3 separate regions of the Homo sapiens genome follow, and regions 1 and 3 are each linked to region 2. The links are chromatin loops, found by intact Hi-C in ENCODE. Cell type or tissue: sigmoid colon. All regions are shown on one strand.

Evidence for each region. Hi-C counts contacts between places; a loop is a spot of excess contacts. Peaks named below come from ENCODE experiments on the same cell type or tissue, not always from the same donor. Only the 100,000 strongest peaks of a DNase experiment are listed, where the experiment ranks them.
Region 1: it touches region 2 in a loop (2.3-fold over the local background); 3 of 110 quality-filtered maps call a loop at or near these places.
Region 3: it touches region 2 in a loop (3.0-fold over the local background); 5 of 110 quality-filtered maps call a loop at or near these places.

What each region holds. Positions count from the first base shown.
Region 1 is chr2:8,530,961-8,538,960 of GRCh38, forward strand. No RefSeq gene overlaps it. Among named protein-coding and RNA genes, the nearest start is that of LINC01814, 49 kb to the right of the region's middle. RefSeq lists cis regulatory regions at 3,691-4,693, 4,716-6,908. In sigmoid colon, no CTCF peak of the experiment used is centred here; DNase peaks (open chromatin) are centred at 3,891, 4,321 and 5,341; H3K27ac peaks cover 954 bases.
Region 2 is chr2:8,000,763-8,008,762 of GRCh38, forward strand. It overlaps LINC00299 (long intergenic non-protein coding RNA 299), which reads right to left. Exons shown (of 9, transcript NR_034135.1): 9 at 7,009-7,997. Among named protein-coding and RNA genes, the nearest start is that of LINC00298, 28 kb to the left of the region's middle. In sigmoid colon, no CTCF peak of the experiment used is centred here; DNase peaks (open chromatin) are centred at 3,059 and 3,659.
Region 3 is chr2:7,433,715-7,441,714 of GRCh38, forward strand. The region is part of intron 4 of LOC100506274 (a long non-coding RNA gene); the gene reads left to right. Among named protein-coding and RNA genes, the nearest start is that of LINC01871, 290 kb to the right of the region's middle. In sigmoid colon, no CTCF peak of the experiment used is centred here; a DNase peak (open chromatin) is centred at 3,077.

The sequences.
Region 1 (8,000 bases), 530 kb after region 2:
TGGCTCCTGAATGCTAGGGGGTCCTGGGCTGGTGAGTTTCTAAAGGAAAAGGATTTCTCTGGACGGAGGGCTGTGTACTGCTCTGCATTTGTAGGGGAGATCTTTTATACCAGTGCCCCCCCCCCCCCAACCCGCCATGGTGCGTGCCATCTGCACACCCACACAGGGTCCCACACACATCCAGGCACCGGGAGAGAGGGCAGGAGGAGGAGGTAGAGGAGACGCGGGGCAACGATCAGGAAAAGAGAAACACAGAGGGAGACAGTTCAAGAAAGTGAGAGACACAAAGGAATGGAGAGACAGAGAGAGGTGTAGGCTGAAAGAATGAGAAAGAATGGGCTAAAAATAAAAAGACAGAGGCACAGACAGACAGATAGAGGAAAGGAGAGAGAGAGAAAAAGAGAGAGAGAGAGCAATGGGAGCATATTGCTTTTCCCCTGTGTCGACATTTGCACACATGGTACAAAAGCAACAGTGCAGGAAACTGCACAAATCAAGGAAACGGGCAGTGGCACCAAACCATATTAACAGTCACTGCAATCTCCCCTGCCACACACATCAGTTTCACTGAAGAATGCACTTGATGAAGCAGGAAAAAGCATTAATTTCATTATGTCTCTATACTTGATGACATATTTTTAATATTCTGTGTGAGGAGATGGGAAGGACACACACACCCTTCTACTATGCTCTGAAGTGAGAAGTTGACTACAGGAAAAGCACTTATGTGAGTTACAAGCTAAACTAGCCACTTTTTTCATGCATCATCATTTTTATTTGACAACTGACAAACTATATTTCTTCAGACTTAGGTATTTGGCAGACATCCTCTTGAAAATAAACAAAGTAGGCCTGTTCATTCAAGGCAAACAACTGACAGCGTTTATTGTCAACAACAATATCTAAGATTTCAAGTGAAAATTAGAATTTTGGGAAGCTTGTACTTGACTGAGAGCACTCCAAGACTTTTCCACAGAGATTGATGCTGATATTAATTATGGCGGCTTCTGGATATTGAACAATGAAATGTGTCAACATTTGGAAGATCTTCATAACTCAGTAAACCGGTAGTTAACATGACAATGTAAAATCATGCATGGACAAAAGATCTATTCAAAGAACAGATAAACCAACAGACATTAAGAGTACTTAGTCCTGAGGACTGGATGCTTCTCTGGAAATGAGAATAATAACCTCCCTTGTAAGAACATGCTAGCAGTGTCTGACATGTCATAGACATGTGATAGCTTCTGTTCTTAGATTACAGAGGTGGTAAATGAAGTATCACCATGGCTCTACCCATCTAACTTTAGTAGGCCCCCTACCACCACACACACAATTACCATAGCATGCTCCCAATACGATATCAGCTCTTTGCACTTGGCTGGGCTGGCCTGCTACACCCCAGTGCAAAGTGGAATTTCTTCAGCACATTGATCATCTTGTAAGCATCTTCACTCACAGCTCAGTAAACAGCCAACATTGTCCCAAAGAGTAGCAGCCCTTCAAGTATCCGGTCATGTGTCTAAAGAGCTCCATATCCATGCATGTGTGTGTATGTTTTTGTTACTGAAAGGGCATGGGGGGGGGCCACGTCTATACCGGACTACAGAGAGTGAAGCTGGCATTTAAAATCTACTATGCTTTAGCAATTGCGAAATATGCAATGCATCTTTTATTTATTATAGTCCCCATTCTGTATAAAAAATAAATTTGTGAAGTGATGGATTTGTTAATTAGCTTGATTTAATCATTTCACAATGTAAACATGTATCAAAACATCACATTGCACCCCATAAATACAGACAATTATTATTTGCCAAGTAAAAATGAAATGGATAAAAATGAGCTTGGTGGAGCGCAGAGCTGGCAGCACTGTGCTCAGCAGCTTAGCAGCTTGCTCACCCCATTCCACGAGGGATCTGGGAAAGGCCCACACTGTGGCTCTTAGAGCTGACTCCCAGCCCAGCAGCCCAATCTGGCCCAAACAGAGGGTATGGCCCTTACCCTAGCGTCAACTAAAGAGAGAAACCAGAGCATTCACCCATCTCTTTCCCCACCTTTCCCCAGAGGTCTGGAATATAGATTGTGCTTGAGCACACAGGACATGGTTCTGTCTCAACGGAGCCAACATCTTGGCCTAGCACAGGCCACTTTGTGACACTCTGTCTTATCCCCCAGGAGCACAGCCACATGGGCAGAAATCAGGAAGAGACAGCCAGCAAAACACCAGGAGCTGGGGCAGACCTGGAACAGTCTCCCTCCCAGGACCAAAAGGAACCGACCCTGCCTGCACCTTGATCTTGGACTCTGGGTCTGCAGAACAATACGTTTCTGTCGTTGACGTCACTCAGTTCAGGGTACCATGCTGTGGCAGCCATGTAAACTCATAAATCCTGCCAGAAGCTATTATCACACCTATTTTACAGGTGAAGAAACTGGAGCTCTGGGAGATTAGGGACTTTGCCCAAGGTCACTTGGCTAAAAACTTACTGAGCTAGAGTTAGCCTCTCTTTTCACAGCCCCTCAACTGTGGGTGTCTCCACCATCTCCCTGGCCCCGCGTGAATAGGCAAATGGTGATTTCTTCACCTGTAAGCTCTGAGGTGAGCAATCGGGTTTTTTTCTAGCCTTAGCACAAAGCAGAGCTTTAAGATGATAAACCTACTTTACCCTTGACAAACCCCAAGTGTGGTCTTGAAGGATGGAGCCGATCACCTACAGGTTTAAGGAGCCACATAGAGAAAGGGCGAGCATGGGGCTCCAGGCCCCAGGTTTAAATCCAGCTCTGCCTTTCTCCAGCCGTGGAAACTCAGCACGTTTCTCTGTATCCCAACGTCTTCATCAGTACTAGGGATGTTAAATTTGTGGGAAGGATTATATCAGAGCGTCCAAGCTTAGGGTGTGCTGTGGCATGCAGTCGATGTTGAATGAATGACTTTGTTACCATCATCATTATTACTGTGCTTTCTCATTACGATACCAAATGTATTCACGATAAAATTAAACTCGAAGCCTCTGCCCCAGGACCCGCTACGGGCCTCTTGGAATCACCTCCCTTATTCATGGAGAGAATGCTCAGGAGGATGAGGAGGGAGACCCAGGGCTGACCTGGAGGGGAGGTGGACAGTGGGACAGCAGTCCTCCCACAGGAGCCAGGCCCCCCTCTTCCACCCACCTCCTCACCACCCCATGTGGCTTCCTTCTCAACACTACCAGCTAGAAATGGGACTTGGCTTTTTAAACTCAGCCCCGATGTGGTCACACTGGAGAAATGCATGTCCGCTCTGTCAGGACAGGACACGCAGGAGGACCAGGAGAGACACTCCCAGGCTAATGGGCATGAGCCCTGGGTCCAAATCTCAGCAAGAGGACCCAAGAGAAGACCCAAGGGAGGCCTTCTTCCCCAGAGTCAGGGCTTCTTCCCTGCAGAGAGGGCTGCAGGTGCTTCCTATCCTGTTGGGTCCATGAGTGGCTGCTCAAAGGGACGAGTTCTCGTGGGGAGGCACTTCTGTCCCTTGTCAGGTTAAGTCCTTCACCGGTTCCCACCCCGGACAGGACAGGGCGCACTAAAGCTCCACTGCGTGCATGACAGCCTTCCTGGCTGTGGACCCTCTCGCCCATTCCCCAGACCCCTCTGCAGAGTTCAGGAGTAAGGAACTCGGCGGCATAGCCCCACTGCAGGCGGGGGTTGGATCCCAGCCACACCACTGGCCATGAGCTCAGGCACACCGCTGGTCACTTGACCTCCCTGAGACTCAGATGTTCGGCCTCTGAGTAGGAAGCATCCAGGGCAGACCAGCGAGGAAATGCAATTGACCCCTGACCAGACTCCCAGCCCCACAGCCACCCGCTGCGGGATCTGCAGGCTGTGGAAGGAGCTGAGTCAGGGGTGCTTGGGGGGATGTGTCGGGAGGGGAACCTGCACCCTCACTGGCGGGGGTGGAAGGGGAGGCAGAGGCCAAGGGCTGCCGTCAGGCACCGTCTCAGCAAGAGAATCAGGAACTAGAGCCCCCAGCTGTGAGGGCCCTGTGAGATTTCTTCAACTTTTGTCACTTCCCCACTTTTTCCCCTTTGGTTACCACCCTTCTGCCCGGCGTGACTGTTAATTAACCCCTTACAGCTGCAAGGGCTGGCCTGCAGGGTCAGCAAAGACAGGAGCCAGAGGACAGCCCCACCCCAGCCCAGGCCAGTCCCGAGATGGGGCCAAGCCAGCAGGGCCTAGGTCCAGGCTGAGCGGGTGAGGGGTGGCCCAGGCCTGGAGCCACTGCAGCCAGAAAGGTCCTGGGCCCCCAGCCACCCTCTGGGTAAGCTCCTGGTGAACGTCCAGGCAGGCCTGGTTGTGCAACAGGCCCCGCTCCCAGTAAGTTGCAGCAGGGGGAGGAGATCTCAGCCTGCAAATGCTGCTTTGCTGGTTATACTCTCACCTCTGGCTGGATCCACCCAGCTGCTTCCATGTCTCCTCCGCTCCCAGGCCTGGGGGAGAAAGCCCAGGAGGGAGGCGTAGAGCGCCAGGCCCTTGTGGCTCCCCTGGCTCCATGCAACTGAACTCAGCCCCAGAGGATCTCTGCTCTGACTCGAGAAAGTCCAGGGAGAGGAAGGGGGCTGAGGAGGGGAGCAGAGCACACCCCAGCACATTCCATGATTCATCTGGACCCAGCGCATCTGCCAGGGTCCATGCGTGTGCACGTGTGTGCATTGAGGGTCGCACGTGTGTGGTACTTTCGATCTGAAAACACACAGTATCTCTCCAATCCTCACAGCAGTCTCATGAGCAGAAACGTTTGTGTCAATACACAGATAGGGACACCAAGGTTTGGACTGACTCAGTGACTGGTGGGGATTCTCACGCAGCCCGGGGGGCTCCCACAGTGGTCCCTGCAGAAATCCTGGAACTCTGCTGCAGGTGGTCACGGCTACCAGGCATCACCAGCCCATCTCTGAGACTTCCACACACGGAGGTTTACTAGTAACTCATTTGCATATCTGCCCCTTGCTGGCAAGATCTCTTCCCTACCCCAGCTCGAAGGCTCGGTGCTGCCATCCAAGCCAGCTTCCTGTGTTCTGTCCAGAGCAGAGGAGAGAGAACCACCCACCCAACACCCTTCGTGTAAAAAGCCGTAATCCTCCTGTGCTTGCAGACTTCACCACCAGCCTGCAGCCTCACCTTCCCCCAAACTTCCCTCCTGGTTCTAATTTTTCAGTCCTTTACTCATCTCTGGGGGAAGCGGCCCAGGGGGCGGGAGGCACGTGGGAGGCTGAGAGCTCAGTGTTGAAGTCGGCGGCAGCCCCGGGCTTGGGCTCACCCAGCAGTACCCGCCCCACTGCTGCCTCGGAGAGACAGAATAAGATCCACATCCTAGCCCAGTGCCAGGCCTGGGGAAGGTATGAGACGAACAGGCCCAAACCAGCCAGGACCTGGGCAAGCCCCTCCGGCCAGTGCCTCTGGCCCTGCAGGGCACTTGACCCCCCTCACCTCAGCCCCGTGAGTCCAGATCCTTCCTCCCTGGGCAGACCCCTTCCCACCCACATTGGATGTCCTCTGCAAAACATCACACATCATCTGTTCTCCATTCCTGGAGATCATGACACCATCACACAGGCCTGGGCCCCCAAGACATCACTCTGAGCCCCTGCTATATGTGATGGCCCGTGGAGGCCCAGGTCCTCCGCCTTGTCATCCAGAGAACAGGACTAATGTTCCCTTTAGCTCCTGGTTTGGGGGTGGGGGAGGTTTGTCACGCAGCGAAGAGCAACGGCCCAACTGAACTCAAGATAGGTAACATCTATCACTCTCTGCAATCTGCAAGCTCGTCACTCTGCCTGGGAAGATTAGATTAGTAAGCACCCGGTCATCGGAAAAATCCAGCTCCAGATACCTAATATCTTGTTTTCTTCCGTCTGTGCCCACAGTGTTTGTGAGGCTAACTTGGCTGGCATTTTTTCAAGTGTAGAAACAAAGCAGGCAGCTTTCTCCTTTCCAGGCAGGGCCTCCCCGACTTCAGTCATCTCCCACCCTTGACTCTTCCCCAGACACCTCCTCCAACCCTCTGAGTTTTCCCAAATGGGGCCCAGGCCAGACTCCAGCTATGTCTTGGGGCCCTGGGCACCAGGCTTCCCCTCCCTCCCCTCGTGTTTGCTGATCATTGTCATCAACCCTGGGTTTTCCTGAAAGAAGCACAGCCCATGTGTCTCAGGGTCCTTCTCCCATCTCCTCTTGGCCTCTTGGCCTCCTGGTAGGCTCCACACAGCAACACCAGCCCCCACACATCCTGACCCCTACTTCCCAGAATCGGTCATTTGGCAGGATTTGAAATCATCACTGCTTCCAGGCCTGTTTGCCTGTCACACTCTTGGGAGAGATTATTAAAAGCATAATTTTTAAACAGACAAGAGCAAAGCAGCCCCTTTGGCTAGGGTCTGATGGCTACATCACACCCTCTGGAGAGAAGTACGGCAGTGAAGTTCTGCAGGCGACTCCTGCCGGTCTTGGACGTGATGGGAACTCAGGAGGTCACAAGGCCCCTCAGCCATTCAACCTGACATCGCCAAAACTGGAGGTCTCCTGGGAAGCTGTCTTTTTCATCTCCGTTCCAGGAGCAGAGTAGGACTTGCTTTCTAAGCTGGGGCTCCTCAGATGGGGCTGAGGCTGCAGAGGGTTGGGAGAGCACGAGTCTGGGCTGGGCTGTCCCTTCCTCCCACCCTGGGCCCTGCCACATCACTGTCAGCTTGCCAACACCCCCTGACCTGTCTGTCCACGTGGCCTAAGCTTTCCTGTCTTTTCAAGCCAGTCTTAACCTAGGATCAAAGGGTCCAACTCAGGCAGAGACTCACCTCTTGTAAGATACTGCCTCAGGGGCGTGACTGCTCTTGGTGAAAGGGGAGAAAGTGAAGGGGGCTCCTGCATGGGTGGCAGGCTAAACTTGCTGATGCCAGGACTCAGCTGCTCTCAGGGAAACACAGGACCCCAGGCTGAACATTTTCAGAAAGATCCAATCCAGCCAGCCAGCCCCTTCTGCTGGCAAGTCAGCTCCCAGGGCCTGGGCTCCCAGGGAGAAAGGAATCCAGAGACCTTAGGCAGAGAGACATCAGGCCAAGGGGGGACCGAAAATTTTACATCTTAAAAATACCTCAGCTCTTTTCTTTCTCTGGTTGAAGTTGTTGAGTCTTCTGCAAGTCAACTGCAAGTGAATGCCTGGACCAATGGAAAATGCTCGGGAGGGCCCCAGCCAGGCTCCCACTGAGCCCAGCTCCTTCTCCCTCAGTCTCCTTCTCTCTGTGTCTCTCTGCCAGCCCCCACCCTCTCTCCTCTCTCCCTGTCCTGGCCTCACTATGCTCCCTGTAGGTGTGTGCATTTCTGTCTTTGCTCTCCTGCTCCATGTCTTTCTATCTCTCTCCTTTCTTTCTACCCTCAACCTCCCCTTCTTAGCCTGGAGGAAGCTGTAATTTAGGGCCTCTTTCCCCAAATGAATCTCTCAATATCTACAAATGTTAACTTCATTAATTTGGGAAGGATTTATCAGCACAGAGGTTAATTGTCTTTCCCTGACATGTTTTTACTGAATACATCTGGGTGACAAAATTAATTTCCTCATTAGCTATTTTTGAAAGTGGAACAAGCTGAGGGGAATCAGTGCAGGGGGAGTTTGTGCCATGTGAGCTGTTCCGGGCTCCCCACGATCTGCCTGGGTGCTCCCTCCCGTCAAAGGTCACGGGGGCCTCCCGGGGGTCTGAGCTCTGCAGGACATCCTGGCTGAGATGGGGTGGAGGCAGGTCTCTCTGGGCCCAAGAGCTCCAGGGATGGGCCTATGCCAAGTGGAGCGACCCAGGCCCATCTGCTTGCCCCAGACCTCTTCCTTTCCCGTGTGGGAAAGCGGCTTCTTGGTGGGACACCCAAACCACTGCTCCTTTGAACAGACTAGGAGACGCAGACAGAAACAGAGATCTCCCAAACAGCCCCAGCTCAAGAGCTGTTCAGCTGGACCCAGGAAGCCAGACCCA
Region 2 (8,000 bases):
CTAGTCTGGTTAACCTGCTAGGTTTTCGCTACTAGTCAACAAACTGGAACATGATAGGTGGTTAAACCAAACCCAAACCAAACATAAATCAAAACTCTTTGATTCCTGGTCACTGTTAAAGGTCAAATGTCTCCTTATAGCAACAAGCATACATCTGTATTGAAGTAGCAGGCAGAGAGCTTGCTGACTGTGATTTCAGCTGCTTTAGGGGGTATAATTCTTTTAAGACAAACTGCACTACACAGTATTATCATCAGGATTCCAAAGTGCAAGGAGACCTCCTTGAGTTTGGCCTTGACCAGCAGGTGGCAACAAGCATGGAGATGGGTTTCTGTTTGGGTTGGCGACTTGTTTGGTTTATGTTTCTTTGAGTTGAGTTTGCTTAAATGAGGGAGGATCATGGTGGAGATACCATATGTAATGACAAGGACAGCAGCCTTAGAAGGCAGATGCCATTATTGTTCCCATTTCACAGGTGAGAATATTTAAACTTAGGAATCTAAGTACTTTCCCAAAGACACTAGTCTGGTCAGTAATAGAGTGGATCTGTGAATCCAGCTTTGCCTCACATGCCCAATCTCTTGCTCTTGGGCATGACTCAGTTCCCTGGAGCACATTATAGCATTTCATGCCTCTAGCCAGGCCTGGGCTGTGCTGCTTTGACTGGTTAGAACACCCATGGCCTATTTATCTGCTATTCTTCAAAGCCCAAGTCATATATACTCTTTTTCACTTAAATGTCTCTGGTGGCCTCAGACAGAATTATCTGTTTCCCCATTTATGTTCCCATAGACTATTGTGAGTCCTCATCATTTGTCTGGAACGTGAGGCGGGTAGAAGTGAGTGCCATGGAATGAAGTTGCTATGTTAAGATCAGAAAAGGAAGGGATTTCTACACCATGGTAAATAACTTACTGTGTAATTGTTACAGCCTGAATGTTTGTATTCCCCTTCTTCCTAAAATGTATATGTTGAAGCCCTAACCTCCAATGTGATGGGATTTGAAGATAGGGCCCTTGGGAGGAAATGAGATTTAGAGGAGGTCATGAGGTCCAGGCTCCTTGATGAGTTAGAATCTATAAGAAAAGAAAGGCCATGTGTGGTGCTCACGCCTGTAATCCCAACACTTTGGGAGGCTGAGGCAGGCGAACACCTGAGGTCAGGAGTTCAAGACCAGCCTGGTCAACAAGGTGAAATCCCATCTCTACTGAAGATACAAAAATTAGCCAGGTGTGGTGGGGAGCGCCTGTAATCCCAGCTACTCTGCAGGCTGAGGCAGGAGAATCGCTTGAACCTGGGAGGTGGAGGTTGCAGTGAGCCCAGAGCATTCCGTTGCACTCCAGCCTGGGCAACAAGAGTGAAACTCTATTTCAAAAAGAGAAAAAAGAAAAGAAACAGAGACCAGAGGTCCTTCCTCTCTCTACGTGAGGACACCATGAGAAGGCAGCCATCTGTAAGCCAGGAAGAAGGCCCTCACCAGGAGTCAAATTGGCCTTGAACTTGGACTGTCCAGCCTCCAGAACTGTGAGAAATACACGTTTGCTGCTTAAGCCATCAGGCAGTCTATTGGTGTTCTGTCACAGCAGCCCCCACACACTCATAATACTGTAGTAAAATGAGCATGCAGGATGGATTGTAAACCAGAAAATACCATGGTCACACAGTACCAACAGGTATTCCCAATTTTAAAAGAGAAAACTACACTTTTTATTGTTATTTATTTATACAATTACAAGCATCAACAAACATTTCTGTAAAGAACCAGAGGATACATATTTCAGGCTTGGATGCAGATCCACAGTTTCTGTCTGTGGGCTGCAGGCCGTGGTTTGCCAACCACAGTATAATAAAATAGACTTTCAAAAGAAACTTATAATTTCTCAAACACTTTTGTTTGCTGGGTAGACATCCAAATAATTCTTTTTGCAAGAAATTGATTTAGGTATCATTTTATTGCAGATATAACTGATTAGACACATATGCAAATAACTGTAAACAGTGTGATTTAGCCTCCTTGTGAGGGAAATACACTAAGAACCCATTGCTGTTAACGCATAGACCAATGCATGTGTATTAAGAATCTCTCAAATCTCAAAATTGACGTTTCAGGGGAGCCTCAACTCCCAGGGGGCTCAGCCTCATTCTATAGAAGTCACCAACCCATTATCAAAGCCTCACGCTAGTATCATTTTATAAAAATAGACAAGAGAAAACAAGATCCCACATGGGAAATGCTGCCGCCACAAGAATGTGATCGCCTCTGTCTCTGTTACCTTCTATCTAAAAGCAGATATTGCTGTGGGATCTTTTTCAAAAACTTCTCATTTCACATGAATGTTTCCCCCAAGCGCCCTCTATTTTCAGCAAATCTCAAGGATGTTTTGCTTGCCTTGGGTCAAAGAATCACTCTGACTTGTGTAAATGAAACATTGACCAGGAAAAAGGGAACTGATTTTTATTTGTCGCTTTAAGGCAGACATTGAACTAGACCTTTTGTCTTTATTCAGGTTTGTATCCTGCCCAACAACTTATTGCGGTCATCACTCTTCCCCTGAATTTATAGATAATGAATTTGAGCCTCAAAGACTTTCCAGGCCACACATCTGGTGTAACAGCTGGGTATAAGATTTAAACCCAAATCATATATTCCAAGGTATATATCTGTTTTACCCCATCAGATTTTTTCTTTCTTACGCTTAGTGCTTTTATCAGAGCTCCTCTCCCATCCAAAGCAACCCCTTATCTCTGAAGCAGAATCACTGTCTGCAGGTTTCACATTAACGTGGATTCCTCCTTCCCTTCTTCTCCAGCAAAGCATCCTGAGTAGAGGGGGCTCGCAGAAGGAAGCAGAAGAGGCGCTCCTCTGGTGGCTCTCCAAAGTGCACAGAGCTGGGATATGGCAGGGATGGGGGAGGCTGGGGGACCAGGGGGTCAGGCAGCTGAAACTGATGAGGCAGCCCACCAGCTATGTCAACAGAGCAGGGCGCCGGAGTGTTGGAGCCCTGGGGCTGATGGAGCCCTGGGCTGCGAGCCTGCCCACAGAGCCGCCAAGTCTAGACTCCAGATGTGTGTTCACCGCTACCCAGCCAAGTCAGATCCAGCGGGTAAATATTCCTACCAGATGACAGTGGGCTCAGTTACAGCAGTGATGACAAAAGACAAAAATAGGAACAGAGTGAATACCAGGCACTGCTGCTGCTCCTTGGGGGAGACAAACACACACTCACACACACACGTGCACACACACACTACATACCTCTCCAAGACGCTATTACGGCAGTAAATCGTATATGTTCTTATATTTTCTTGCTAAGTCGAAATAGTTCCAAGATGAATTGAAGGCTATTTAAGTAAATTAAACACTTAAAATGAGCTGAAATTGGGTGCATGAAAAGGACACAAGCAATTTACCTTCTGATTTTTAATCTTTTGAGAGATAGAGAGCTGAGAAAAAGACAGAAAGCAAGTTTTTAAGAAATTGTTTTAGAATACAGAGCAATGAAATGTTCATTTGTTTGGAGAGTTGAGAGTTGCACAATTTTAAAGAGACTCAAGATAAAACTGCATAATAAAAATCTAAAAATAGATCTGTCTTCCAGCTTTCTTCAGGCCAAATGTTTATCACTATCTCCCACACCAGCCCTACCCAGAGAGTCATCAACTGTGTCACCTCGATTACAGCTAGTTCTGATGACGTCATAGGCTGATTTCAAAATGTGGCTTTCAAAATCTGCCTCGAGCAATTGCAGGGAAAGAACATAGGTTTTCAATAATTCCCGAGTTGTAATATCTCTTTGCTTAAAATATACTGACACCTGGTAGGAGGTAAGGTTTCACTTCCTTGTGAAATTACAGCCTTCCATATATCAGAGACAGCAGCTGAAAATGAATGAAATGCTAGAATTTTTTATGAACTCCCTCACTCCATTCACAGTATCCCAGGAGACATTTAGGTAATATTATAGACATCGACACTTTCACTGTTCTCTTACTTTACTTCTTGAGAGGATAGGATTTTATTTGGGGGGAAAATAGACCCAGAACTGGAGTCTAGATCATCCCCTTTAGATTAAAAAAAAGGGTGACCCCTGACAACCAGGGAAGGCAATTACTACTGACCAATTAACCACCACTTTCCAGACACTTCACTTACTTTATCCCCTGTAATTTTCACAAGCAGCCCGAGAAGTTAAGTATATTATAGAATAAACAATTTCCACAGAGTCACAGAGATGGTCCGTACAGAGCTGGGATTTGAACTCATTCTGCCTGAATCCAAATGGAAATCTAACATATGCTGGGGAAAGGATCTGGGTAGAATGACAGGCTCCAGTGATACTGACCACGCCATCTTCTGGATAAAAATGCATTCTTTTCTTTTCTTTCTTTCTTTTTTCTTTTTTTTCTTTTATTTGAGACAGGTTGTTGCTTATTGCTCTGTTTCCCAGGAGTGCAGTGGTACAATCGTAGTTCACTGCAGCCTCCAACTCCTGGGCTCAAACAGTCCTCCCAGCTCAGCCTCCCCAGTAGCTGGGACTGCAAATGTGAGCCACTGTGTCTCTTAAAACTTTATTTATTTATTTATTTATTTATTTTATTTTATTTTTTTTTTTTTGAGACGGAGTCTCGCTCTGTCGCCCAGGCCGGACTGCGGACTGCAGTGGCGCGATCTCGGCTCACTGCAAGCTCCGCCTCCCGGGTTCACGCCATTCTCCTGCCTCAGCCTCCCGAGTAGCTGGGACTACAGGCGCCCGCCACCGCGCCCGGCTAATTTTTTGTATTTTTAGTAGAGACGGGGTTTCACCTTGTTAGCCAGGATGGTCTCGATCTCCTGACCTCATGATCCACCCACCTCGGCCTCCCAAAGTGCTGGGATTACAGGCGTGAGCCACCGCGCCCGGCCTTTATTTTTATCTATTGTGTGTGCGTGTGCGTGTGTGTGGAGACGAGGTCTCGCTATGTTGCCCAGGCTGGTCTTCAACTCCTGGCCTCAAGTGATCCTCCTGTCTCAGCCTCCCAAAACACTGGGATTACAGGTATAAGCCAACACACCCTGTATTTCTAAATGTAAATTTTCTCATATAATTTGATGAGTCCATAAAGTACAAAATCTTTCCATTCATTTTCAGATGAAAAATAAAACTATATCTGCCGGATTTGCTTGAAGGAAAAATTAACAATACATTGAATCTCAGCTAAAAACAAACAAACTCAATAGTATATCATAGATTCAGTACAATCATAGGTCCTCTGACCACAGCTGGCTACATCATTGACTTAAACTTCATAAAAGCACCCAATTTAAATCTGTAATAATGTATCTGAGTCCTTCTCTTATCTCAAGGTCATTATAATACAGCCTCATTTCTTATTATATCACATCAGAGTCTCTAAAATTCAAACTATTTAAATTTTATTTTATAGTCTATACATATAATTTTTATTATTTATTATTCAATTTTTTTATTGATTGGATACTTAATGAAAGGAAGTACATGCTACCCACTTTTCCTTTATTTTTGAAACAGAAAATTTGAGTCACCCAAAGAGGTGAGAAAGATATGGAGGCTGTCCAGATGGTTCTGTCCTTGGCCTTTTTTCTCTGCTTTCACATCATCCAAGATTCCATTCACTGTCATCATTTCAGCCACCTCTGCTATGTAGTAAATGTTCCTGATTGTGCCTTTGGCTGTAGATATGTGTGACAGTTCCACCCTTCACCCCAGGAGGGACAAACCAGGCTTTGCCCCTTCCTTCCAATGACCCTCACTCCTTCCTCTCCTCCTCCCCTGGCTTCCCCTTGCCCTCCTCTCTCTTCTCCTCCATCCTTCTTTTCCTCCTCCCTCTGCTCCCCCTCCTCCTCCTCCTCTGAATTCTCTAAGGACAGCAAAGCCAAAGCTGGCTACCCTTCTCTCTTGCTCCACTCATCTAATCAGTTTCCAAACCACACACCCTGCCTCCTCTCTGCCCCCTGACCCGCCTTTCTCCTTCCCTGTGCCATCACTCAGGTAGAGGCTCACTGTTCTCCTGGGGTCTATACTACTTACTTTACACTGTTCTGCCCATTTCCTGCCTTTCTGCATTCCTTTTGCTTGACATTCTCCTGTAATTGGCTTTCTATTTGTTATGGATGGCATGTGTGTGTGTCCTCCACAAATTCATATGTCAAAACCCTAAGCTCTAATGGGATGGTATTAGAAGGTGGGGGCATTGAGAGGCGATGGGTTCTGAGGTTGGGGACCTCGTGGTGGATGTGTGCCCCCATAAGGAGAGACAGGAGAGAGCTTGCTTCCTTTCTCTTTACTGCCTCTACCATGTGAGGATACAAGGAAAAGAAGGCCATCTTCAAACCAGGAAGCAGACCCACCACACATTGAATCTGTCAGGACTTTGATCTTAGCCTTCCCAGCCTCCAAAGCTGTGAGAAATCAATGTCTGTCATTCAAGCCACCCAATCTATGGTAATTCATTATAGCAGCCCAAACTGACTAAGACATCATTGTTCTTCCTACAAAGGAAACGCACTTCATATGGCTTTTAGGCTTTGTATGCACCAGCCCAGCCTCATCTCCTGTCCCAGTGGCCAAGCTGCAGTCAGAGGACCTTCTTTTTGTCCCTTGCACTTGTATGATTTTGCCTCCACAGAGATTTTGTTCATGCTGTTCCCTCTGCCTGCATTGTCCTTCCCTTCAATTTGGCCTTGGCAATTACTGCTCATCTGTCAGCTCTTGCTTAATTGCTAATGCAACGAGGAACATGTTTCCTATGCTCTCTGGCTAGACCAAGCTGTCATGGTGCTATGGGGGTCTCCTCAGTCATCTAAGTTGCAGCTTTTCATGTATCCATGTTATTTGATTTATGTCTGTCTCCCTCATGATATTATAAACTACGTGAGGGCAGAGAACTTATCTGGCTTTGCTGGCCGTTGTAGCTACTGTTCCTAGCACATGTTCTAATAGATGAATAAATGATCAATAAATATTTGTGGACAGAAGGAAAGAAAGATGGTAAATGAAAAAGAGGGAGGTTTATTAGTTTTCTATTGCTGTCTAACCAATTACTGTAGACACAGTGGCTTAAAGCAACACAGACTCATCATCTCAGTTTCCATGGGTCAGGACTCTGGCACGTGTTCGCTGGATACTCGGGTCAGCATCTCACAGGGCCAAAGGCAAGGGCTCAGCCAGCTTCGTCCTGTTGTGGAGACTGACCAAAGAAAGATTTGCTTTCTTGCTAAAGGTCAGCTGGTGGCCAGAGCTCATGGAGGCTGAGTTCAGTTCCTTGCCAGGTGACCCCACCCATAGACCCTCTTACTTTTCCAATTACTCTACTTCAGAAAGGGTCATTTTAAGCCTCCTTAAGGGACCACCTGATCAAATCAGGCACACCTGGATAATCTACCTTTTGATTGACTCAAAGTCACCTGATCAGTAAAGTAATCACAGGAGTGATAACACCATCTTCACGGGCTCTGCGGGCAATCCAAAGAGGGGGTCACGGGAGACATGCACCTCCAGAAAATGAGATCTTGGGGAACGTCTTGGAACTCTGCTGCCCACAGAAGGACGTGAGTTGTGGCAACCAGACAGGTGAACATCATTGCTCCTCAAGGTAGGATGTTGGTTAGAATAACAGACTTTCAGAACTTTGCCACATGCTGGTTGAGAAATGTTGAATAAGTTAGAACCTTTCAAAGTCTTCATTTCCAAATACATATGATTATAATAGCAATAACATCTTCTTCAGGAGTTTCTATGAAAGATTAAATGTCTTCAGCCACAAAATGCTTTGAGCGGTATCCCTGGGACATAGGACATATCCATGAGAGGGACCTATCTCTGTTGGGATTCTTACATGGCTTTTGGGAACAATGGATCCAGGATTTGAAATGCAGATTTTTCCCGGAATACCTAGAACATATGGTCTCCAAAATTAGAGAGGCAACATCCAATCAGCAATATATTTCTGTGGGAAAAAATCCCCTTGGAGACAGGAAGCTA
Region 3 (8,000 bases), 570 kb before region 2:
GGGGCTAGTCTTTTATTTGTTTAAAAATAAATTTGTAATGTGTCTTATGATGACATGAATGCTCTGGAAAATAATTTAAAAAATAAATTTATTCACATATATTTTTTGAAATAGATGGTGATCAGAGAAGGGCTCATAACAATGAGATGACATCTGAGCAGTGCCTTGAAAGAAGTGAGGGAATTAGTGAATAGCTGAGTGGAGTGGGGGGTCATTCTATACTGGAGAACGATAAGTATGAATGGTTCAAGGTGAGGTTGGAGAAGTGATACAGGTTCAGATGACTTAAGCCCTTGTAGCTCCTTGAAGGATTTGAGATGGGGGCCATTCATGGTCTTCACACTCATTGCTGAATGAAGTACAAGATTGAAAACTGAGCAGGCTCTTTTTTACCACCTCAGCTTAGGAGTGTGCAGTGGATGTGGGGGTGTGTTGCTCATCACTCCCCCTGAGGTCTGAGGTATTTATTATCCCTGTTGTTGAAGTGTCGGGTGGCTCCCCGGGACATCCCTCCCCATAAATTTCTCAGATAAAGAAAGCCATCTAGCACAAGGAAATGTCCTCTCCCTAGAAGCTGCCCACTTCTAATGATGGCTGACATGGGAGGAAAAAGACACAGCTCATGCCTCCATCTGGAACAATTCTGAGATGCGATTTCACCTCCAGGGCCCTTGCGGGATCAGCTAAGGCTCTGCTGGAAATGAATCACAGTTCAGTTCAAGTCTTCCCTCTGCCCAGATCTCCACCTCTAACTCCCATACAGGTGAATTCCTGAAGGGCTGGCCCAATAACCTCCCATACCAAATCTGTGACTCGATTTCCCAGGGAACCAAAGACAAGTGGTACATTCTTATTTTTTTTCAACAAGAAGTAGTCACATTCTCCCATGTTGGTGAAAGTGCGATGAGAAATGCAGTCTGTGTGCCTGGAAGAGAAACCCCATTGGCGAGCATTTACAATGTCCGTCATATGTCCCTTTAGATATCTACAAAGATACTAAGTAAGCAAGTTGATGTATGAACCCAGACTTCAGGAAGTATGTCCAGACTGGAGATAGTAATCCTGGGTGGTATTTAAAGACATGGAACCAGGTGGTATTACCTAAATGCAGGTGGAGAAGAGAAGAGATGCAAGAACTGAGCTGTGGGGCACACCGATACTTACAAAATCCAGGAGATAACAATGAGCCCGGAAAGGAGACTGAGAATTTAAAGATGGGCGTATTCTGTGTGATAAAGCTCCTCAGTAAACGCACTAAGAGACTCCCACACTTGTACACAAGGAAACATGTAAAATGGACACTGCAACATTTCTTTTTTTGTAATACAGAATAATGGAAATGATTCAAATATTCAGCCACATAAGAAAGGATAAATAAATCATGGCAAAATCGTAAAGTGACATAGAATATAGCAGTTAGAACCTGTGGGCTTGCATGGCGTGTGTTGATATGGATAAATCTCAAAAACTTAATGTTGAGTGAAAATCCAGGTTTCACCAGTATCCATTTAATATGCTACTATTCATAGGAAGCTTTAAAAGCATTCAAAATACACCCTAGATTGCTTATGGACACACACTTGTGTAATAACCATCTGCACATGCGATGCTGTACATTCTGCAGTGGGGGAGGGAATGGGAGTTAGTGTGCATCCTGCCTGTCATACATGCTGCCCTTTGCTAGCCTTGTTGTTGCTGTTGTTGTTGTTTTGTTTTGTTTTGAGATGGAGTTTACTCCTTTACCCAGGCCAGAGTGCAGTGGCATGATGTCAGCTCACTGCAACCTCCGCCTCCTGGGTTCAAGTGATTCTTCTGCCTCAGCCTCCCCAGTAGCTTGGACTACAGGCACGCACCAGCACGCCTGGCTAATTTTTGTGTTTTTGGAGATGGGATTTCACCATGTTGGCCAGGCTGGTCTCAAGATCCTGACCACAAGTGATCCACCTGCCTTGGCCTCCCAAAGTGCTGGGATTACAGGCGGGAGCCACCATGCCTGGCTCCCTCGTAATGTCTGAGGTATTTTATACAGAAAGACACCTTCCCATCTTACTATTATAGAGCCCCTCAAATATTAACAAAGTCAGCCCTGTTAGGTGTCATTTGTAACCACAAATTGAAAATCACTGGTAGCCAGTACCTTTGATTCACTTGTGTGTTGCCAATACATCATGATGATTACAGTAATAATAATGAAAATGATTGTAATGATGATATACTCTTTGTTTAGCCTACATTGTGGTGGACACTTTGCCAAGCCTTCTGATGCATTATTTTATTTAATCCTCTGTAGGATACCAGAATAGAGAGATGATTATTACTCTTATTGTGCAGATGAGAAAACTGATGTCTAGAGAGAATGAATAAATCCCATCTTTCACAGCTGGTAAGCAGCAGAACCAGAATCTATCCCATCATTGTTTTCCTCTAGAGAAAATATTCACCCTTGAGAAGCTTCACCCTCTCTCTGCACAGTGTGAGCCTCAGACCATGTGTTCGGTTATTGTCTGTTAACTAAAAGTGAACCACCAGAACTGGAGGTGCCTGCAAAGGCCAGCAGGAGTAACAGCATGCGTCTGACACAGGTCCCAGAGAAGTTCTGGCTTCTCTTCTTTCTGAAGTACTGAACCACAGAGTAGTAGCAGAAATACCGTCAAGCCTTCTTTCCCATGTTCCCACGGCAGTGAACCCATTCGTGCTCTGAACACTTTCCATTCCACATATTTCTTCATAACAGAAGGTGTCAAAATGCTCCATGCTTCCTCTTTTGGGGAAATTAACTTAATTCAATTGAACTGCACTTATAATCACAGACGGGAATGACCTCAGAGAACTTCATTTCAACCCTCTCATTTTACAGTGGAAAGGAAAACCCCCAAATTTAAGTGACGTCCTTGTTCCATATAGCACCCTTCCTTACTGGAACCCAGCGACTCTCAGTTCTATTTGCAATGGAGAACCACCTGGGGAATTTGAAAACATTCTGCTGCCCTGGCCACATTTCCACATACTCTGATTTAATTGGCCTGGGGAGGGACTTGGCTTTCGAACTGTCTTCATCTCCCAGGTGCTTCCAATATGCAGCCATGGTGGAGAACCTCTGCTTTTTGTCTCCTTCCCTGGCACATTCACATAAACACATCTTTGATCTTGCTGGCCCAAAGAGTAATGACTGAAGCTGTGAGCTTATTTTACCAACAGAAATGGGACTGGTTGGGAACAAATTGGGCAATGTTTGCTCTTCTAAAAACCCTCTGAGGTTGTTCTTAGGAGACTTTTCCCCCTATTTTTCCATAGACAGGTCTTCTGATATGTTAGGTTTTCTTCAGTGCATTTTTTGAGAGGTAAAGAAAATAAAAAAACATTGTTTTTATCAGCCACAAATGGAATATATTTGGGAGTAATGGCAGCTCAGAAAGTTAAGGATTGGATTTAGTTATATTTTAATAATCTGTAAAAGCCTAGCTCCAGCTAATAGAATGCATATTTTATTTAAAGCAGGCATTGTCAAACTTCTTCTGTAAAGGGCCAGATAGTAAACATTTTCAGCTCCACAGGCCATATGGTCTCTGTTGCAACTACTCAACTCTGCCATTGAGGTGTGAAAAGCACCCACAGATAAGACATAAACAAATGGGTGTGGTTGTGCTCCAATAAAACTGTATTTAGAAAAACAGACAGTGGGCTGAATGTGGCTCATGGTCATTATTTGCCAACCTCTAAAATGTCAGATTAGAAAAAGTACTGTTTGATGATGCTCCAACTCTAACAAAGGCCAAAATAGAATTTAAATGTTTTGCTTAGATGGTGGGGGTTTCTGAACTTAAGAAAAAATCCCTAATGTTGTTTTAATATTTGACTCGGGTGTCCAAAAGCTTGCAAGACCCCAGTAGAAATTAAACAGAGTTTATTTCAGTGCCTTTTGAGCATCTCTGTATCTTTTTAATACATCCTACCTTTGGTGCTATTTACAAATGTTTCTTTTTTCATCTTAATAAAAATTTAGCAGAAAAATCTGCTAAACCCCAGAAGCGTCAGATAATTACTTGGAAAATGGAAAGGCAGTGAACACTAGTCATTTCATAATTTCAATTTTATGATTACTTTATTACAGAAAAACTTTCATAATAGTTGCATCATTTGAATCAGTTTTCGGTTTCAGCCCAAACCACGGGCACTTACGAAAACCTACCCTAACTTGATTTAGGTCTTCGAGCAAACCTAGAAAAATACTTACTAGAATGAAAAGAATCCTTAATGTGTTCTAATCATTGCTATGAGAGGTTGGAAGGCAGGCAAATGCTTTTCCTTTGCTGTTCTCTCAGCTTATAACATCCTGCCTAATTCTAATAGCATCTTTCAGGAATAGAGGAAGATGGCATTGAAAGTTAAGTGTGACTTTCCACTGCAACTCGGCAATGACCACTCACTTTTGCATTAATAATGAATGAGTATCTAAAGGTTAGTGAGCGAATGTAGCAGAACCAGCCAGAGGGAGTCATCAGGAGGCATCCCAGCTGAAATACACTGTGCAAGCCTGGGAGGAAAGAGGTTCCCCTGAAAGGCACTATCTGGACTGATGGGTTTTCAGGGAGCCAGTCATTCACTAAACCCACATAGGCTGGGAAGCAGATAAAGAACTGAGGCTGCAACGTAATCAGATGGGATTTGGGAACAGAAAGTCAGATAATACCATGTCTGTCTGGACCTTAGACCAGGGCTCTAGAGAGTTCTCTGAGTAAAACGGCAAAGTTTGAGACTTTTGCAGGACACTTTCAACTCTCAGCTGCCTTCAACTCCTTATTGTCACTTTTGCTTTGTTTACTTTACTGCAGTTTTCATTTATGTTTTCTCACACCTGTAATTCCAGCACTTTGGGAGGGTGAGGTGTGTGGATCACCTGAAGTCAGGAGTTCAATACCAGCCTGGCCAACATGGTGAAACCCCGTGTCTGCTAAAAATACAAAAATTAGCCAGGCGTGGTGGCAGCCGCCTTTAATCCCAGCTACTCAGGAGGCTAAAACAGGAGACTTGTTTGAACCCAGGAGGCAGAGGTTGCAGTGAGCCGAGATCACACCATTGCACTCCAGCCTGGGTGACAGAGCAAGACCCTGTTTCAAAAAATAATAAATAAATAAATAAATAAATAAATAAAAATAATAAATAAAATTTAGGCAGCAAGAGTAGGAGGTTTGATTGTGTGTCTGTTGCTTTAGTCTCAGGAGCCTAATCAGCCAGCCATGAACTCATGGTTATAGGGCTACAGCATTCCTATGACTTTTAAAGTCCTAAGATTGGTTCAGTCAACAACCCAAAAAGACTAATCATAGTGTGAAATATCTACTTCCTGTGAACTGTACATTGTCATATTTCCACTTTAGTGCTGGGGAGCGCTAAAAAAAACCATGTTGGTGCTAAAGAAAATACCTTCTTCTTCATGTCAGCAGGGAAAGTTTGAAAATTAGCCTTGTTTTCTACCAGCAAACTCTATTCATTTGTTCTTTCATTAAATCCTATTACTGAAATTCTGCTGGGTGCCATCACTGTACTAGGCATGAGGAATACAGTGGTTAGGAAGATCCTGTCCCTCTCCCAAGGAGTTCCTAGATAGGTATGGAAGGATGACAAGAAATAAATAGCTACCGCTATTATGAGTCGCATGGTAAGAACAGGGTGCTGGGACAATTCATAGCAGTGAGTTTCTCCCAAATCTAGGAGTCAGAGAAAATTTTCCAGGCGAGTGATATCTATCTGGAGACTAAGAGGATGAAGATGTCTTTGTTTTACATCTGAAAATTTATGTCAATTTTATCAGCTGATTTGAATTTTTGAATGAGGATTGCAACTAGAATAGATTGTTGGTTTTTACATTAACTCTTCCTCTAATAAAGTTGCCATTTTTGTCCCATCACAAAGAATGTATATTAAGTAACATTATATGATTTTTAAGAAAATCATGTATGATTAAGTAATATTATACAATTTTTTAAAAAATCATATATGATTAAGTAACATTATACAACTTTTTGTTCAAGAAAGGACAAAAACATTACTGGAGAAACTAAGCATCTGGTTCATCCGATGTCATTAGACACTAGGGCCTACAGATAAGAAAATGATGATGAAGAAATGGCAGAATTTCCCCTTGATGATGGGAGGCTTGGTCAAGGCCAGGAAGACCACTATGTAGGGACCGTGTGGAAGAGACCTTCAATACTCTGACTCACTCCCCAACTAACATAACTGCTACTGACTGCTGGCACCATATTTTAATCAAACTTTTTCAAGATTCATCCATCCATTCATTCAAAAATATTTTTAATGAAATATTTCAATAACAACTGAAAGTGAAATGGCCCTTTAAATGGAAGAGCTCATTTTTTGTGAGTGAAGCAAACAGGAGAGTCATTCCCATCAGGGTGTCAGGACCATTCGTGGTTGGCATATGTCAAGTGTTGATACTCAAAGGTGGGCAGAACTAACTCAACCTGAGAAAACAGAAAAAAGTTCCAGATTCAGGCAGGTGGGGAAGAGAAAGAAGAGCATTCTGTTTGGTCCGTTCAGGATAAGCCCAGTGAAAGGACAGGATGTGCTTTAGAAAGAGCGAGCAGCTTGGTTTCTTTAAAACATTAACGTTCTGGGAATAAGGATGGAAGGACAATTTGAACAGAATGTGGGGACATTTTTTCACTTTTGGGGATTTTATGCTTTGATCAATTTGGAATTACTAAAGGACTTTGACCAAGGCAGTGATTCAATTAGTTTGTCACGTAGAAGATTCTTCTGCCAATACAACGGTGAAGGGCTGACCACAAAGACAATAGAGACAAATGTGTGTGCATATGTTGGGGTAGGTGGAGAATAAAATTCAATTGCTCTGTTGAGAGATAGTGCATTGAAAGGATGTATTGAAGGCAATTTTGGGAATTAAAATGTTCAACATTACTTGACCTGTGAAATGTGGAGGTCAGCATGAGGAATCAAGAATTATTATCATTTTCTCATAGAATACATGTTATGGCACAGGGGAAGCCAAGAGAAGCATGTTTAGGGGAATATGTCATGAGATACAATAATCTTAGGTGATGGGCTTCTTGATGTGCCTCAGCTTTCATCATGTATTTCTTCTTATTTCCTTCACTCAGAAGCTGTAATTTATGCAAGCTTCGACTGACTGTAATTCACTTACTGCTCAATGAATATTCCTCTGAATGATCTGTAAAGGCTATTTTGTCCAAAAGCTGTGTCTGGGACAAATGTGATAGTGTCAAGGGATTTCATTCTGGACAAATGCATAAGAAAAAAATTTTAAAAGCTGAACACGCCAAATTTCTTATGATAAAACATTTCTTTAAAAAATAGGAGAAAAAAGTACAACGGCTTTAGAAATACCAGGTGAGGGATGTGTGAACTGATGAGTCTGTGGCTGTCACTTGCCCGTTATCACACGGTAAAGTGTCAGCAATGCCTCCACACCAAGTTAGACAAAGAGAGCCTTTAGAACCTATTCTAATTACTCTAGAGATGCCCACAGAAGGCTGACTCTGCACTCTGTTGATTTATTTGAGTAAAAAAATTAAGTGGTTCAGACATAGGATGGATATATAAGATCAGTCTGGGATTAGCTCACTGCACTGTATTCCTTTTCCTGTGTTCATGGGTCACTTGAGCCAGTGGAGCTCTGTCTATAAGAAGACCTTTGTGCCTAGGGCTGAAGCATGGGGAAATATAGCATGTTCTCCTGTTTTCGATCATTGTGTCCCATCTTAACTGCAGAATGAGTGTTGGAAAGAAATTCTGACTTTGAATTTATCACAAAACACCCTTCAGTGTAGGATCCCAAATACTCTCTGAATGATTAAATAAATAAGTGAATGGATATCTTTCCTCCTGGAATGAAAATGGTATTTAAAGTAGACCTGGGTTTACCTCCCAGCTCTGATCTTGATTAGGTGTAAAACCAGGTGCAACCTATTTGACCCATCTTAGCCCCAACTTCCTCC